2 separate regions of the Mus musculus genome follow, and region 1 is linked to region 2. A link is a contact called in ENCODE POLR2A ChIA-PET data. All regions are on one chromosome and are shown on one strand. Each heading gives the region's core, a stretch centred on a gene start or an enhancer-like site at or near the end of the contact. The rest is flanking DNA. Distances are from core to core; before and after follow the strand shown.

Region 1 (7,818 bases), core at 4,858-7,357, 34 kb after region 2:
ATGGGAATAAGTCTCTGAAGAAGTGTAAAAGTATGAATGAGACAGTGGCTGAGGAGAATGTGCTTTTGTTGGTGCTTTCAAGAGGAATTATAATAAGCTTTCTGCATACTGATGCAAAATAATCCACAAAAGAAAAAATATAATGATATAGGAGATAAAAGTACTCTATACTAACATCAAGGTAACAGCAAAAGACAACCGATGCAGCTAACAATAAGAAATGGCTCAAAGGGTAAGGGTATGGCCAAGCCTTAGAATGTGTATTATTGACATGAAGGACAGGACAGGACTTCAGGCCACAGGGATGGCAAGGTCCTTAGGTCAGGCTTGCTCAGAAGAACAGCACAATTTCCCCCCGACTCATATATGGATAATACTGATCTTATGTATGTCTGTGGTTTATTTTGTGTCATTATTTTAAATGGTCTAGAATTCATCTTACAGACTGGTATACAATAGGATCTGCCTATATTTCACCCCAATAATTTTTCAATTCTTTTTATTTTAAAATAAATTCTCTAACTTGAAATGTTCCATCCTACTAAGACTTTGTTTCTAAATCTTTTGGGTGGGTCATGTTCCAAAGAGCAGTTTAATCCATTATTTTAAATCAAAATTAGATTTTAATGAAATAATTTTAATAACTGATTGTAAAGGTGATGCATTCTACATGATTACTGGTATGTCTTTGCACATTTGAATGTCTTACCTTGATGTTATTTAATCTCAACTCTCTTTAGTAATGCTAAAAAAAAAAATGGCCCCACTCACGTGAATTCACTCACCTCAGAAAGACTGCTTATTTCAATTGCAGTTAACAAATCATTGCTCACATGCGATTCTATTTCTACAAGCTTCTTATTCTGTGCACGTAAAAGAAAGACTTCCTTTCACTAAGGTTTGAGATTGGTTATGACGATACATTTACAGATAGCAGCAGTGTAAGAAGACTCAAAGTAAGCATTTTTTTTTGATTCTAGCCTCATTTTTTGAGGCGAGTTCTCACACTGTAACCCAAGGCAGCCTAGGACTAACTCCACAGTGGAGACTGGCTGTGCGCTGGTGGCAAGCCTCTTGCCTCAGCTTCTAACTACTGGGATTACAGACATGAAATCATGCCTGGTTAGTGTTTTCAACTGAGACCACATTAAGCTCAAAAGCTACATTAATATTCTGTCAGAACAGCCATGAACACACAGATACACTCAACATTTGACACTAGTCACTAATTTTCTGATATTTTTGTTTTCACATAACCATATATTACATGGAAAAAAAACATAGTCAGTAATACAAATTAAATCATCAAAGTATTACAGGCCATCTTTTCCATTTTAAACCAATTTCGACTCATTTTAGACCTAAAACTACAAAGAAAGGACAACCTCCTCAATTCTATTTGGCTTGTAGCCAAAGAAATGCAAGATTAAAGGAGAACAGAAATATTGTGCGGACTCTTTCAATTATTCAGAGGAGTTACACTCACCATTTAAAAATGTATGAGTGGGCCAAGTTTTTGCTTATGGTGAGCAACCAAATGATGATCATGGTGTTAAACTGGTTTATGGTACACACAGCATGCATTTAGAGCAGGATTCAAGATGTCTGTTCTATCACCAAGAGGTGTCTATCCTTTAGTATAGACTTACACAGCATTCTCTACATAACTGAAATTTAAAAAACATTTTTAGAGTTTCTATAGTAATGTAGTTAAAAGATTCCATTTTAGCCGGGCGTGGTGGCACACGCCTTTAATCCCAGCACTTGGGAGGCAGAGGCAGGTGGATTTCTGAGTTCGAGGCCACCCTGGTCTACAAAGTGAGCTCCAGGACAGCCAGGGCTACACAGAGAAACCTTGTCTTGAAAAACCAAAAAAAAAAAAAAAAAAAAAAAAAAAGATTCCATTTAAATGGAGAGTCCAAAACAATACAATTTCCATACCAAGGTATTTAACTTTAAGCGAAGAAAGGTATTCTCAAAATTCAGTTTCTCTACTTCTTTCTGTAATTGCATCTTTTCGGTAGTAATTCTTCGAGAATTCTCTTTCTCTTTACTAAGGGCCCGCGCTAATGCTCTGTTGTTGTGCTTTAGAGAGATCTTGAAAATAGAAGAATTGTCTGCAAAAATATTTTTAAAAAGTTAACACTCAACTTATACCTTATAATTCTTTAATAAAATCTCACATTCCTTAGTAAAATTATTTCAGAAAAAATGTAGTTTACTTTATAGATATCAAGTCACAGTTGGAAATGAATGCCAATACAAACACAGTTTTAGAGAAAATAAACGTGCCCAGGTTTTGAAGCTGGAGACAGACAAGCTAGAGAGCAGACAGAGGCTGAGAAGAGAAGCAGCTGGGACTGCTCTGAGAGGAGCCCTGCAGAGAGCAGCCTCGCCCTGCCACCTTGACTAGAGGCAAGGCGGAAGATGACCCCCACAGCTCTCGCTAGCTGGAGACCCACAGGAGCTAGGGCAGCCAATCTGAAATGTTTGCACAAGTTTCTGGGTCTCCACAACTCAATAAAATTGCTATGCTCCCAAATGCCATTTCTTAAACTTCAAATGAAAGGACTAATTGTCTAGGACCTGTGGAAGCGTCAACTCTACCCAAATGAGTAGACCTTTTGTAGTAACTGACTGCAATCTATGTTACTATGATTTAAATTGTTACTGAAACGGTAGCAAAGACATTTCAGTGAGGAGTTAAGGATTAAATTCACCTTAAAAGTCCTATGTTCCTTTAGTATGATTAAATCATAATTATATTTTCATAATTTGAATTTTAGATTCTACTACATGCCAATAACATACTTACTCCACAGTAACACACACAATTGTCTTGGTCTCCTGAGTGCTGAAATTATAGGCATGTGCTAATATATCATATTAAAATAAGTTTTGTTAAATATAACCTTTTTAGATGTTCAGAAAAACATTTTGGGCATCTAAAAAAAGAAAGAACAGTAGGGCAACAGCTGGACTGTAAAAAAAAAAGTAATAATTAAAAATGCAAAAAGAAGAAAGAAAGAAAGAAAGAAAGAACGAACAAACGAACCATACCAGGACTTCATATTTGGTAGAGAATAGTTTCACTTGGCTCTCCTTGGCATACCCAATAGAAACAGACCACAACCAGTTAGGACATCCAAAAGCTAAAAATAACCTGTTGTTTTCCAAAAGGTCCTGACGAATGAAGCAGGAAATAACCATTGTAGAAAGCTGGCTAATTCAGATTTACCTACAGATCCCGGAAGGAGCAACGTCCTGACTTAAAGATACTTAAAACATTTTGGCTCAGTGTAAGTCATGGGTGTGACATCAGCAGACAGACAGTACATTTCCCAGTGTAGCCAACATGGGCATAAACCATTGAGATAATTTTTGGGAACAATAAAAGTTTATCCTAGGAAGTTTCCCATCTTCATGGGTTTTTATTTATTTATGTTGTTTTTGTTTTTGTTGTCTGCTTGCCTTCCTAACGCCTTATTGCCAGGATTCATAAAATCTCATTTCCAAAGTGCATAGTGCTTTCTTGGTGAACTCTGGCCTATATAAAATCATGTACTACCACACCTGATCTTGGCCAAGCACGTCTACGTGACTTATCACCTGACTGCCACAGAATGAATGCAAAGCAAATCTTTTACTCTCTGTAGCTCTTTTCTTGAGAAACCACATTGGTATTGTCTTTGCATGAGAAGAGGTAGCTGCCTGGGGGCAGGCCAAGGGCAGATTGCAAAACCATTCAGCAGAATAGCTGAGAGCCACAGAGAGGAAAGAGCAAACAGAAAAAGTACCAGCTAACAAAGTAGTCATTTTAGTAGTTTTCTATATTTGCTAAAATAAGGTAGGTACTTACTTAATATTTTTGCTTTGATCTTTGAAGCAAGAGAAACATTCAAATTTGTCTTTGCAATTCTGCCCTTCACTCGTCTCTGAATTCCAGAGGTAACAGTGTCAACTTTTATCCCTGGGTACTCCATTTCTGAAGTGAAAGGAAAAGAAAAGATGGGGTGGGGTGGGAGACCAGCATAGTACTGAGTGATAAGAGAAAAAAACTGGTAACGATCCATTCCAAAGCCCAACCACCATGACTTACAATACACTGTCGACATAATGTATTTGCAAAGCCCTTTACATAAAGATCTTAAAATACGAACTTAGAGAATCAGGAGAATTAGTGAATTCCAAAAAGGTAAATACTTTTGTTTTTCTATTCAAACCTATATTATATCACCATGCCTAGTGGACACAATGGGCTACCAGCAGAAGACAGGATAGGGTCCCTGCTGTCATGGAAAGAAAAGTCCAGTGTGACACAGACACTGTTGTTACTATGCAAAAGTATAACCTTAGATAGGCAAGTGGACCTTCATGGAAGCACAAAAGAAATGACTCACTCAAGGGGCGGAAGAGGGCTTGGAAAGAGAGGAAATTACAAGCTTAAGTCTAGATTTATGGTCTACACTGGTTAACAATGTAATAGAATTGGAAATAAATAATTAGTATGACAAGAACAATGACTTTAACACACAAGACATTAAAGAAGTGCTAATGCTAACTGGGCAGAGAAAACAGATCAGAAAAAGCTTCACTGAGGTGCAGGTGGCGATGCTGGGCTATGTGCTCGAATGGGGTCAACGCCCCAAACCTATATTCCCGCCACAAGCCACTCTGCTCCTTGCTCTGAGTCCACAGAACAATCTCAGTGTTCCTTTTATGTCCATCACAAAAATCCCTAGATTCCACAAGATTCCTCATTATCTTTACCTTCCTCACCCTAACTGCCCTCCAACTCTTCCCAACCCGGAAGCGGTCCTATAGTAGGCTACAAAGTGACCTAGTCAGGTACCTGCAATTCTCAATCTATACATAGTCTGCAGATCTAGTATAAGGATCCAATGAAAAGATTCTTATTTATCTAGGCATCCCTAACGCCATCACAAACATCTTCACGGAGAAGAGCAGAGATTAGGGTAATGCTGACAGGCAGAAGTTTCTATTAAATGTGTTTTCTGCTGAACTCTTAGTGCCTGGCACATAGCAGCTCCTTGGATAAACATTTCTAATAGAAATATATATGAACACATGAAAGAACTTCTCAGTAGAAAAAAAATCTGCCCAATGTTGAAATGGTCATGTTTGAAAGCATTGAGCAGATGTGGAAAGCTGTTAAGCAAATGACCGAGAAGATGGTTGGGGGCGGGGGGCGAATTTCTGCAACGGGGAGGAAGTTCACTAGGAACGTTTCAACAGTAAAGTTCAACTGTTCTAAAGTTTCGCCCCCCCCCCCCACCAAAAACAAACAAACAAACCATAAAACCGCAGGGAAGCTGGTAGGCTAATTGCAGGTTTTCACCTCACAATCTGAGCAGGGAAACAAGGAGGCTAGCTGCAGATCTTCAACTTTCCCTCCAGTCCAATCCCCCGTCTCATCCACAGCCCTGTGGCAGACCTTCTACTGTGACCTCTTCTCATTCTTTGATCCCACTTCTGAGGGGGGCGGGAATAAACAGATCCTGATGACACACCCTGCTTTCCTCCCTCCTGTGGACCCCCATGCCACGCCCTAGCATATAGCACATCTCCATTTCTAAGTGTCAGCTCCCAATACCCAGATCCCGGCCAAGCTATTAGTTCTCTGTTCGAAACAAGCCTGGCAGAAGCCCTACCCTGGAGATGCGTGTAGGTGCATCCTTACCTACACGAAAGCAGCCGTTTCAGACCTGGTCACAAGGACCTAGATCCCTTTCCCTCCAGGTACTGACCTGAAAACTAGTGGCGACCCCTCGCCCAGCTGGGAGCTCAAAGTCAGAACAGAGGTTACCGCCCCGATCCGAAGGCGGCTCCGCGTCCCGGCTCCGCGTCCCGGCCCTGCAAGCCGACGCGCGGCGGCGAGGACTGAGGCGCCAGGAGTGGCTACCGAGAAGGGTTCCGGCTTCGCAGGCCTTGCTGGCCGCGCTGGCCTCGTCCACGCCTACCAGCGACCCCTTCAGCTGTGGGTGCCCACACTTGCCAGGGAAGCGCGACAATCCGCGAAGACCAGGATTCAGGTTTAAACTGCGCGGCAGTTAGCGTTTATGCTCCAGCCAATCAGATTCCGAGAAGGCGGCGCAAAGATGCGCTGCCACCCGGAAGTGGAAGACGGAAGGGGCGGGACGTACTGGAGAGGGTCGAGTGGGCGTGGCTGGGTGAGCCGGGCGGGCTGCAGCGAGCGTGAAAAGGTTCTCCTTGCCTCTCTGAGCTTCTGGTAGCCATTTCCACCAGCCCTGACAGAGAGGGCCATTCACCACGGATAAAGGGACACTCTGAGGGTTGGCAGGCACCTCTAGTCCTTCGCAGGGCTTTGTGTTGTTCACTGTGTGATTATTTGTCTGCATCCAGTTTCTGCATTCTTGCCTTCCAATTGTGATCCTTGCTTCTTTACACTTCACTTAAAAGCCTTTCTCAATTTTGCACTTGGAAGTGCTGCAATGATACTCCATTTTAGCAGAGTACACAGAGTGGCATTTTAAACTATTTCAACTATATTTTAAAATGTGTTAGTCTTATTTTTCAAGTCAGTTTGGTTCTTTTTACAAAAGGTTAATAATAATATATATATGTAGAATTTCGAGAAACGATATTTTAAAAAACTGCTCTGTTCCATCATATTAAAAATACAAATAGAAGCCAGGCAGTGATGGTGCATACCTTTAATACCAGCACTTGGGAACCTTTAATACCAGCACTTGGGAGGCAGAGGCAGGCAAATTTCTGAGTTCGAGGCCAGTCTTGTCTACAGAGTGAGTTCCAGGACAGCCAGGGCTACACAGAGAAACCCTGTCTTGAAAAACCTAAATAAATAAATAAATACTACAAATATGGCATTTAGAGGTCATGAGCATTTGTTGCAAAGGACCCAGGTTTAGTTATCAGCACTCACATGGTGGCTCACAGCCATCTGTAACTCCAATTCTGGGGAATCTTATGTCCTCTTCTGGCCTCTGCAGGCACCAGATATGCATATGGTGTACATACATACATGCATGCGTACATTCGGGCAAAATATACATATAAAATAATAAATCTTTTAAAAAGAACCTTGTCATCCCTAGGTGGGGCAGTCTCTGGATGGCCTTTCCTTCATTCTCTGCTCCACACTTTGCCTCTGTATTTCCTCCTGTGAGTAGCCTGTTTCCCCTGCTAAGAAGCACTGGAGCACTTTGGTCTTCCTTCTTCTTGAGCTTCATGTGGTCTGTGAATTGTATCTTGGGTATTCTGAGCTTCTGGGCTAATATCTACTTGTCAGTGAGTGTGTACCATGTGTGATCTTTTGTGACTGGGTTACCTCACTCAGGTTTTCTAGTTCCATCCATTTGTCTAAGAATTTCATGAAGTCATTGTTTTTAAATAGCTGAGTAGTGCTCTGTTGTAGAAATGTACCACATTTTCTGTTCCTCGGTTGAAAGACATCTGGGTTCTTTCCAGCTTCTGGCTATTATTATATTATGATATACATTATAATATTACATATAATATATCATAATATTATACATATGTGTGTACAGATATATCATAATATATATATATGAACATAGTGGAGCATCTTATGTGTTAGAGCATCTTCTGGGTATATACCCAGGAGTGGTATAGCTGGGTCTTCAGGTAGTACTATGTCCAATTTTCTGAGGAACTGCCAGACTGATTTCCAAAGTGCTTGTACCAGCTCGCAATCCTACCAACAAGGAGAAGTGTTCCTCTTTCTCCACATCCTCACCAGCATCTGCTGTCACCTGAGTTTTTAATCTTAGCCATTCTGACTGCTGTGGGGTGGAA
Region 2 (7,438 bases), core at 1,139-3,638:
AATCTGTTTCCTGTCTATGGATCTCATTCCCCTAACTGGGCTGTCTTAGTGGGAGAGAATGTTCCTAGCCCAGCAGTGAGTGACTTCAGGTGCCAGGGTGGGTTGGTACCCCCGGGTGAGGGACTAGGATGGGGGTGCTATGGTCAGGATATAAAGTGAATGAATGAATGAATAAACAAACAAATAAATATAAAGTGAATGAATGAATAAACGAAGAAACATGTAAATGGAAAACATAAAATCAAAGTATTTCTAGGGTGTTCACAGAACATTTGGTCCCAGGACTCAGTTCGAGGAACCTGGAGGTCCAGCATTGCTAACAGTGGGACTGAAAGAGGTAAGGTGAGCTTCGGGTAAAAAAGGACTTATTTAGTCTTCAAAATCAGTGCAGCACAAAGTTGTGTGCTTGTTAAGAACCCTGCTGTTTGGAAGCAGGAGAGGGAGGATGAGGGGGAGGAGGGAGGAGACCTCAGACTCAACATGGCTGCTGTCTTGCTTTAGACTCTTAGCATCATTTATAAAGCTGTACCCTGGCTCCTGACCACACCTCCAGCCCTAGCAATCTATTCCCATCATATGTAAACAAACATTCTTCTGCTCCAGGACCTTTGCACCTGGATATCTCTACCTGAAATTCCTTTCACATATATGTGTGTGTGTGTGTATTTGTATACACATATACATATGTGAGTGTTTGTGTGTGTGCATTTGTATACATATATGTCTATATGTGGTTTGTGTGTATGTGTCTGTGTGCACGCGCTTGACTGGGTCCTACTTCATCCCAGACACTGCTCCAATGCCCCCTGATCTGAAAGGTCAACGCATCCCCTCCATCCACCCCATCAGTTTCTGCTCATCACTCCGTTTTCATGCCAGCACCTGCCGCTGCTTGACACCACACTCTCTCCATTTATTTATATGCCTGTTGGCTGTTTCCCCAGCAGTGTAGCAGTGTCAACCCCTCACCAGCAGGGGTCGCATCCTTTCTGTGGTTTGCTATATCCCATAAGCTTAAACATAGCTTAGTATCTGTTAGGATGTTCATGAAAACACACAATGGATATTCATGATTGCTCTTTTCGCAATAAGTAGTGTTGGCCTGTTAGTAGCCTTGGAGTCTGCCTCCAAGAGGCAGTGAGGCTCCAGTGAGCGGCAATGGATTCCGTTCGTTTAGTAAGGACAGAATACACTCCAGCTTTTTCTGTTATGCAAAAGGAAACGGAAGGAACAGGGCAGCCATTTCACCCATTATTCTAGTTCACCTTCATGGTAGTCCTGTGGGGAGATGGGGGGACAGCTAATGGGTTTCATCTATTTAAGGATCCATCTATCCCGCTTCAGGGCCATGAAGCAGGGACTCATAAAGGTTTTTTTTTTTTTTAAATGGGGGCTTCTATGATTTGGGAGACCCTGTTCTTCAAGGAAGAAAACACATTACAAAACTACAGCAGTGTGACTCAACTTCATAGCCTCCGAAGAGTCCTCACACAGGAAAGGTCTGGTTGGCGCTAAACCTTCCTTGGCTTCCAGTTGGTCAGCCAGTGCCAGCTAGAACAAGGGCTCTGGCTGTCCCTAGCCAGACACAGGGAACACAGCGGGATCCAAAGGGCGGAACTGACATTGTGGACAGCAGCTCTCCACCCCCCACTCAAAGTGCTATCAGTTTACACAGAGAACACTCCAGATGAGCTGGGCCACTGCCCAGACGGCTGCTTTAAACGATGCCCAGAGGCTTTGCTGTCCCCAAGCAACAGGATTTGCCTGGAGCCGCCATAAAAGTCTTCAGAGCCAAGGCACACACACAAATAAAACAAAATGCCACACTCGGCAGGAGCCCCTGATTCTGGCAAGCTGTGCTGTGCCAGGAACTTGCTTTGGCTTCACCAAGTTGAAAAATCACAGAGTAGCTAGAACCAGTGCACCTCTGTGGCCCTGTTAAAGCTGGGTATTGCTCACCCAGACAAGCAGAGACTTGAGGCTACTTATTTAATTGTGCTGGAAGATCTTATCAGCCGGAGGCTTTAAGGGAGGGAAGGTCTGGATGCTCCCCGTCCGGAAGGGAGAGGCCCTGGGATTCAGACATTCTGAAATTCTTAGTCTTCCATGCGCTGGTCGTGATGCGAAAGGTCTGAAAAATAATCTGATCTCCTTTGAGTTTTATAATGCAGATTCCTATGCTGAGGACCCAATGAGACCCCATGCTAAGGTTTCAGCGAAAGCAGGGCGCAGGCTGGGATAGGGCCCAGAACTGGGGTCCGGGGTGGTGCAGGAGTCTGCCTACCCGCGGGCTCTCACCTTCTGGCCATTCACGTAGAAGAGCAGCTGAATGGGGTCCATGACTCCGAGGTCCCTAGCAGGTCCCTAGCAGCGCCAGTCCTTGCAGAGAATAAATTGCCCGAGGCTACAGGGCGGGGCTTGTCTGTGCTTCTAAGTCTCCACCCTCCCAGAAAGTTTTGGAAGAGCCAATGCTGCAGAGGTCCTAAAGGGAAAACTCTCCTGACACTACAGAGTGTGCCAGCGTGGGAGACAAGCTGAAATCTTTGGGTTTTGGCATCGATGGGAGAGAGGGGTAGCTGGGCGGCCAGCCTCAGGAAGTCCTGAGTCATTGCTCTAGTATCTGTGCCAATGCTTGCTTATTGAAGTGGTTTCCAGAATCCTCTCGTTTGTTTAGGGGGAAGGCAGCCTGGCTGTACTGCTGAGTCACTTCCCAAGAGTCCTGCGCCCTTAACCTCACTTTTTGGCTTTCTTTATATTTTAGAATCCACTTTATAAAACCTGGCAAGTCTCAAATGAGACCAAATTATTTTCCAGGCCTTAGTATATCTCCCTAGGTTATTTTATTCATGCAATACAACATCCCCACCCCTCAATACCCATTCACACAGGGTTTCTCTGGGTAACAGCCTGGCTGTCTTGGAACTCTTCTTTGTAGACCAGGCTGGCCTCGAAATCACAGATCTCCACCTGCCTCTGCCCCTTGAGTGCTGAGATTAAAGGTATGCACCACTACACAACATTTTTATTGTGAAAACTTCCCGTTTGTAGGTAGAGGAGAAGAAACCACATCTCAGCAATTCCAGGAGTGGTTAACAGTAAGTGGCTAACACCTCCTTGCTTCCCAAGGATCTTAAGCACATTTCAGACAGTGTTTTACCAGTAGACAGAAAACGTGTGTGTATGTGTGTGTGTGTGTGTGTGTGTGTGTGTGTGTGTGTGTGTGTGTGTGTGTGTAAGCATCACTATAAAGCTATGGCTAGTTTGGAATTTACTGGCTTTGAACTGACAGCTTCTATCAGCTTCTGCCTCTTCCTGAGTGCTGGAATCAAAGGTGTGTGTGAGCCTCCATATCTGTCAAACATTTTCTTTTTTGAAAAATACTTTATGTTTGACAGGATCTGGGGAAATGGCTCAGAGGTTAAGAGCTTCCAGGACCCAGGACTAGAACAAACCTGTTTTCTTTATAAAGTATCCAGTTTGGGGCATTCTGCTTTAGCAATAGTGAAGAGATTAAAAGATTAGATGAACAGATTAAAAGCTAGAATTCTTTTACTCTCCTGATGCCAATAATCTCCATTCTAAAATCTTACTAACTAGAGATGGCTCAGTGGCTCAGAGCATTTGTTTCTAACAGATTCAATTCCTAACATTCACAGTCTTCTGAAACTCCAGTTCCAGGGAATCTCATTTCCTTCTTCTAATGATCCAGGGCCCCTGGCATATGCACATGTACACATCTACTCCCCCCCCCACCCACACACACCTACACACACACACATACACACACATGCCCATATATATACACACATATACTCACACACATGCATTCGCATGTACATATACACATATGCACACACATACACAGGCATACAGACACACAGGCAAAACATTCATACACATAAAATACATATTTAAAAAATTAAGCTATTTCAAACCACCCTAGGTACACGGTGATAGTCTTTTTCAAAGCAAAGGGCTAAAACACAAGGTTTCAGGATCCATAGCTGTTTTCATATCAGTACATTGATAAATATTCCTAGACCATTGTGTATGTGAGTGTGCACACGTGCACTATTAGTGTTACTCGGATTCCCACCCATACTTCTCTACTCTGCCTTAAGGCCAGGATTTTGCAAATCATCTTTCTCTCTTGCCAGGCCTCTTTAGTCTTCAGCAACGCAGGGTCTTAGACGTAGGGAAGGCAATGAGGAAAATGTGCCATATTGTCTGGGTTGTGGGGACTCAGAGCAGCCACTCTGGCAGCACCTGCTGGCTCCAGAGTAGCAGAGCAGTGTCCATGAAGGCATGGACACCAGCAACAGGAGAGGCCTGGGGCTCACGCTTTTTAATTCCATCCTTTCTCTTCCTGCAGTCCCTTCTGTGGTGCCCCAGGGTCCCCTCCCTTCCTCTCGCTTTCTCAGTTCTTTAGAGTACTGCGAACAGTGATTACGGACTTTTATCTCTTGGTTGGGTGCTAATCGAATTTCTGTCAGTGCCAAGCAGCTTGACAAAGTCAGTACCACTCGACTCTTCAAAAACCACTCAAAATAATAATGGTTTATGCTGCAATGCGATTATAGTACAGGTTTTCTGGTCATAAAAGTCACCATCCTTTTCAGGAGAGGCATTCTCATAGAATTTAGAAACAAGACAAAGACGCTGTTGCCAGCACTACCAAACATTCTCAGGAAATGGACATGACTAGATAAGAAAAGCCAGAAAAGCCTGGAGAATTGTAACCAAGGAAAAACCCGGGCTTGCCTGCTTTCACTTCATACGGCTGAGCTGTACATGAAGCTGCCTGGTGTCTTAAAATTACACCTTTTGCTATTTCTCCCTGTTCTCCATCCAGCAGAAGATACTTTTGTTAATGGCTAACTGCAGGCTAACTTCTTAGGAAAAGGATCTCAAACTCACTAAGCAGTGGTAACTTTTCTCTCGACTTAAAGAGTCTATGTTATCCAGACTTGTCAAACTGAGGGCCAACCAGTTGCCAGTTGTGCTAATCACAGGTGAAATAGTGGTTAACTTGCAATGAAGTGATTATGTGTAATCATTCAGATATGAATGCCCCCCCCCAGGCTTGTGTTTTCAATATTTGGTTTCCCCAGCTGGTGGCCTTATTTTGGCAGGTGGGTCTAGCTGGACAAAGTGGGTCACAGGACCCTAGTCTCCCTGCTTCCTTTTTAAGACGACCTACTTTTCTCTGCCATATGTCCCAGCACTCATACCCATCTGCCTGGCAGGGACAAGCCTCCACGGATCAACCCTCTTTCCACTTTTAAGGTGCTCTACAGGTATTTGGCTATTAATGGTAAAAAAGAAACCAGAGGCAGGCAGATTTCTGAGTTTGAGGCCAGCCTGCTCTACAGAGTGAGTTCCAGGACAGCCAGGACTATACAGAGAAACCCTGTCACAAAAAAAGGAAAGAAACAAAAAAGAAAAAAAAAACAAACAAAAAACAAAAAAACAAAAAACTGAACTAAAATCTCGGCCAGGCAGTGGTACGCGCCTTTAATCCCAACACTTGGGAGGCAGAGGAAGGCGGATTTCTGAGTTCAAGGCTAGCTTGGTCTACAGAGTGAGTTCCAGGACAGCCAGGGCTACACAGAGAAACCCTGTCTTGAAAAACGAAAGAAAGAAAGAAAGAAAGAAAGAAAGAAAGGAAGGAAGGAAGGAAGGAAGGAAGGAAGGAAGGAAGGAAGGAAGGAGGAAACCAACGCTTCTTTTATTTAAAGAATATAGGGACTGGCCTAAGAGATGAAAGAGCTGCTGTGGTATATCACACACTTCTGGCAAAGAGAAAACATCCAGGATGAAGACCGCCCAGAATATAGGGCTCCGCCTGCCTCCTCAGCTCCCATCCCTTCCTTCCTATCCAGGCCCTCTCTCCCCTCCCTATAAAGCTGAGTCCCCAAAGCCGGCCTTTGTTCTATCACCTTCCAAAGTTTCTGACCTTGCACAAACTTCTTTCTCACCAACTCATGGCTTTTGAGCAAGGAATTTGTATTCGTCATGGAATCACAAAAATAGGGTCAGACAGCTTGCTTCAAGAAGTATGTCTAGAAAATAGTTATGTCATAAGAGGGTTTATTAATCAACACAAAATTCAGTAATCTTCATATTTGCAAACAGTAAATTAGAAAAACTGAAGAGAAAGCCTCGCTTGTGCCAACCCCACAGAAGAACAAAATGCCTAATGGTAAATTTATTAAAAGATTTTCAAAACTTATGAGGAAAATACTGACATTCTAAAGAGAATTAATTGGGCTGGTGAGATGGCTCAGCAGTTAAGAGCACGGACTGCTCTTCCAAAGGTCCCGAGTTCAGATCCCAGCAACCACATGGTGGCTCACAACCATCTATTAACAAAAATCTGATGCCCTCTTCTGGAGTGTCTGAAGACAGCTACAGTGTACACACATATAATAGATAAATAAATAAATAGATAGATAAATAAATCTTTAAAACTTTTTTTAATTTGTATTTAAAAAATAAATAAAGAGAATTAATGATAAAATGATACATAAGTGAATAGGAGTCAGGAAAATCAACAATTGACACACATGGGAATACAACACAACGCTAAAAACTTCAAATCAGTAGATAGATACGAGCTCTTAAGTCAATAAATCACTTGAGAAATAGTAAAATATTACAGGTATACTTCACATCATACAACAAACTCTGTATTAGTCTGAAATTTAAATGTAGGGCTCACAAAAACCGCTCAGTGGGCAAAAAGCAAAGCAGGTGACTTGAGTTCCACCCTCTAGCAGGTCCTCATGAGGAAAGCAGAGCCGACTCTCCACATGCTCTGTAGCATGAATGTGTGCACGCACACAACCTAAACATTTTTTAAATTAAAACCATGGGTACTTTATAACCTGAAAACGTTTTTTTTAAGTGTGATCAAACTCTACCAATAGTAAAAGAAAGATACTTGGTATAAAATATGAAGTAATTTGCATGGGAGAGAGAAATAAAGGGAAATCTCATAAAAGGTAGAAAAAAAAAAAAGGAACAAAAACTATACTGTCAGAGGGATTCCAGGAGGTCAGTATTCCTGGAGCATGAACAGATGTCAGAAAGGCAACCCTCCCCACAAAGTAAATGTTCTGTTAACAAGGCCTCCAACCTCCACTGCACAGGCAGGGTGGTGTGTTCCTGTGTTTTAGCAGTAAAGATGGCATCCTCAATGTTAGGAAGACAAGATAGCCTGATATACAAGATAACCAATGCAATGATACATTTTATTTGGTTAATAAGAATAGTTGCTTGGTTATATAAATTTGATAGAAATTTAAATCAACAAGTTATGTGATGACCAATGTTTTTAAAAAAAAGTTTATTATCTAAGATATAGCTATTTCATGCACATAGATCTTGCAAAATCTAAGAAAGGCCAAAAAAACCCCAAAACCAAAACCAAACACTT

What was found. ChIA-PET counts read pairs that join two places held with the same protein, here RNA polymerase II (POLR2A).
Region 1: POLR2A ChIA-PET joins it to region 2 with 56 read pairs in Patski. The contact joins the promoter of Sgo2a here to the promoter of Aox1 in region 2. POLR2A ChIA-PET finds 5 or more read pairs at or near these places in 3 of 5 experiments (Patski and embryonic stem cell).

What each region holds. Positions count from the first base shown.
Region 1 is chr1:57,994,263-58,002,080 of GRCm38, reverse strand. Sgo2a (shugoshin 2A) reads right to left here and starts at 6,107. Exons shown (of 9, transcript NM_199007.2): 1 at 5,769-6,107; 2 at 3,860-3,985; 3 at 1,942-2,117; 4 at 786-863. The coding sequence starts at 3,983.
Region 2 is chr1:58,024,919-58,032,356 of GRCm38, reverse strand. It overlaps Aox1 (aldehyde oxidase 1), which reads right to left and starts at 2,388. Exons shown (of 35, transcript NM_009676.2): 1 at 2,299-2,388. The coding sequence starts at 2,340. Sgo2a (shugoshin 2A) reads right to left here. Exons shown (of 9, transcript NM_199007.2): 9 at 6,080-7,438.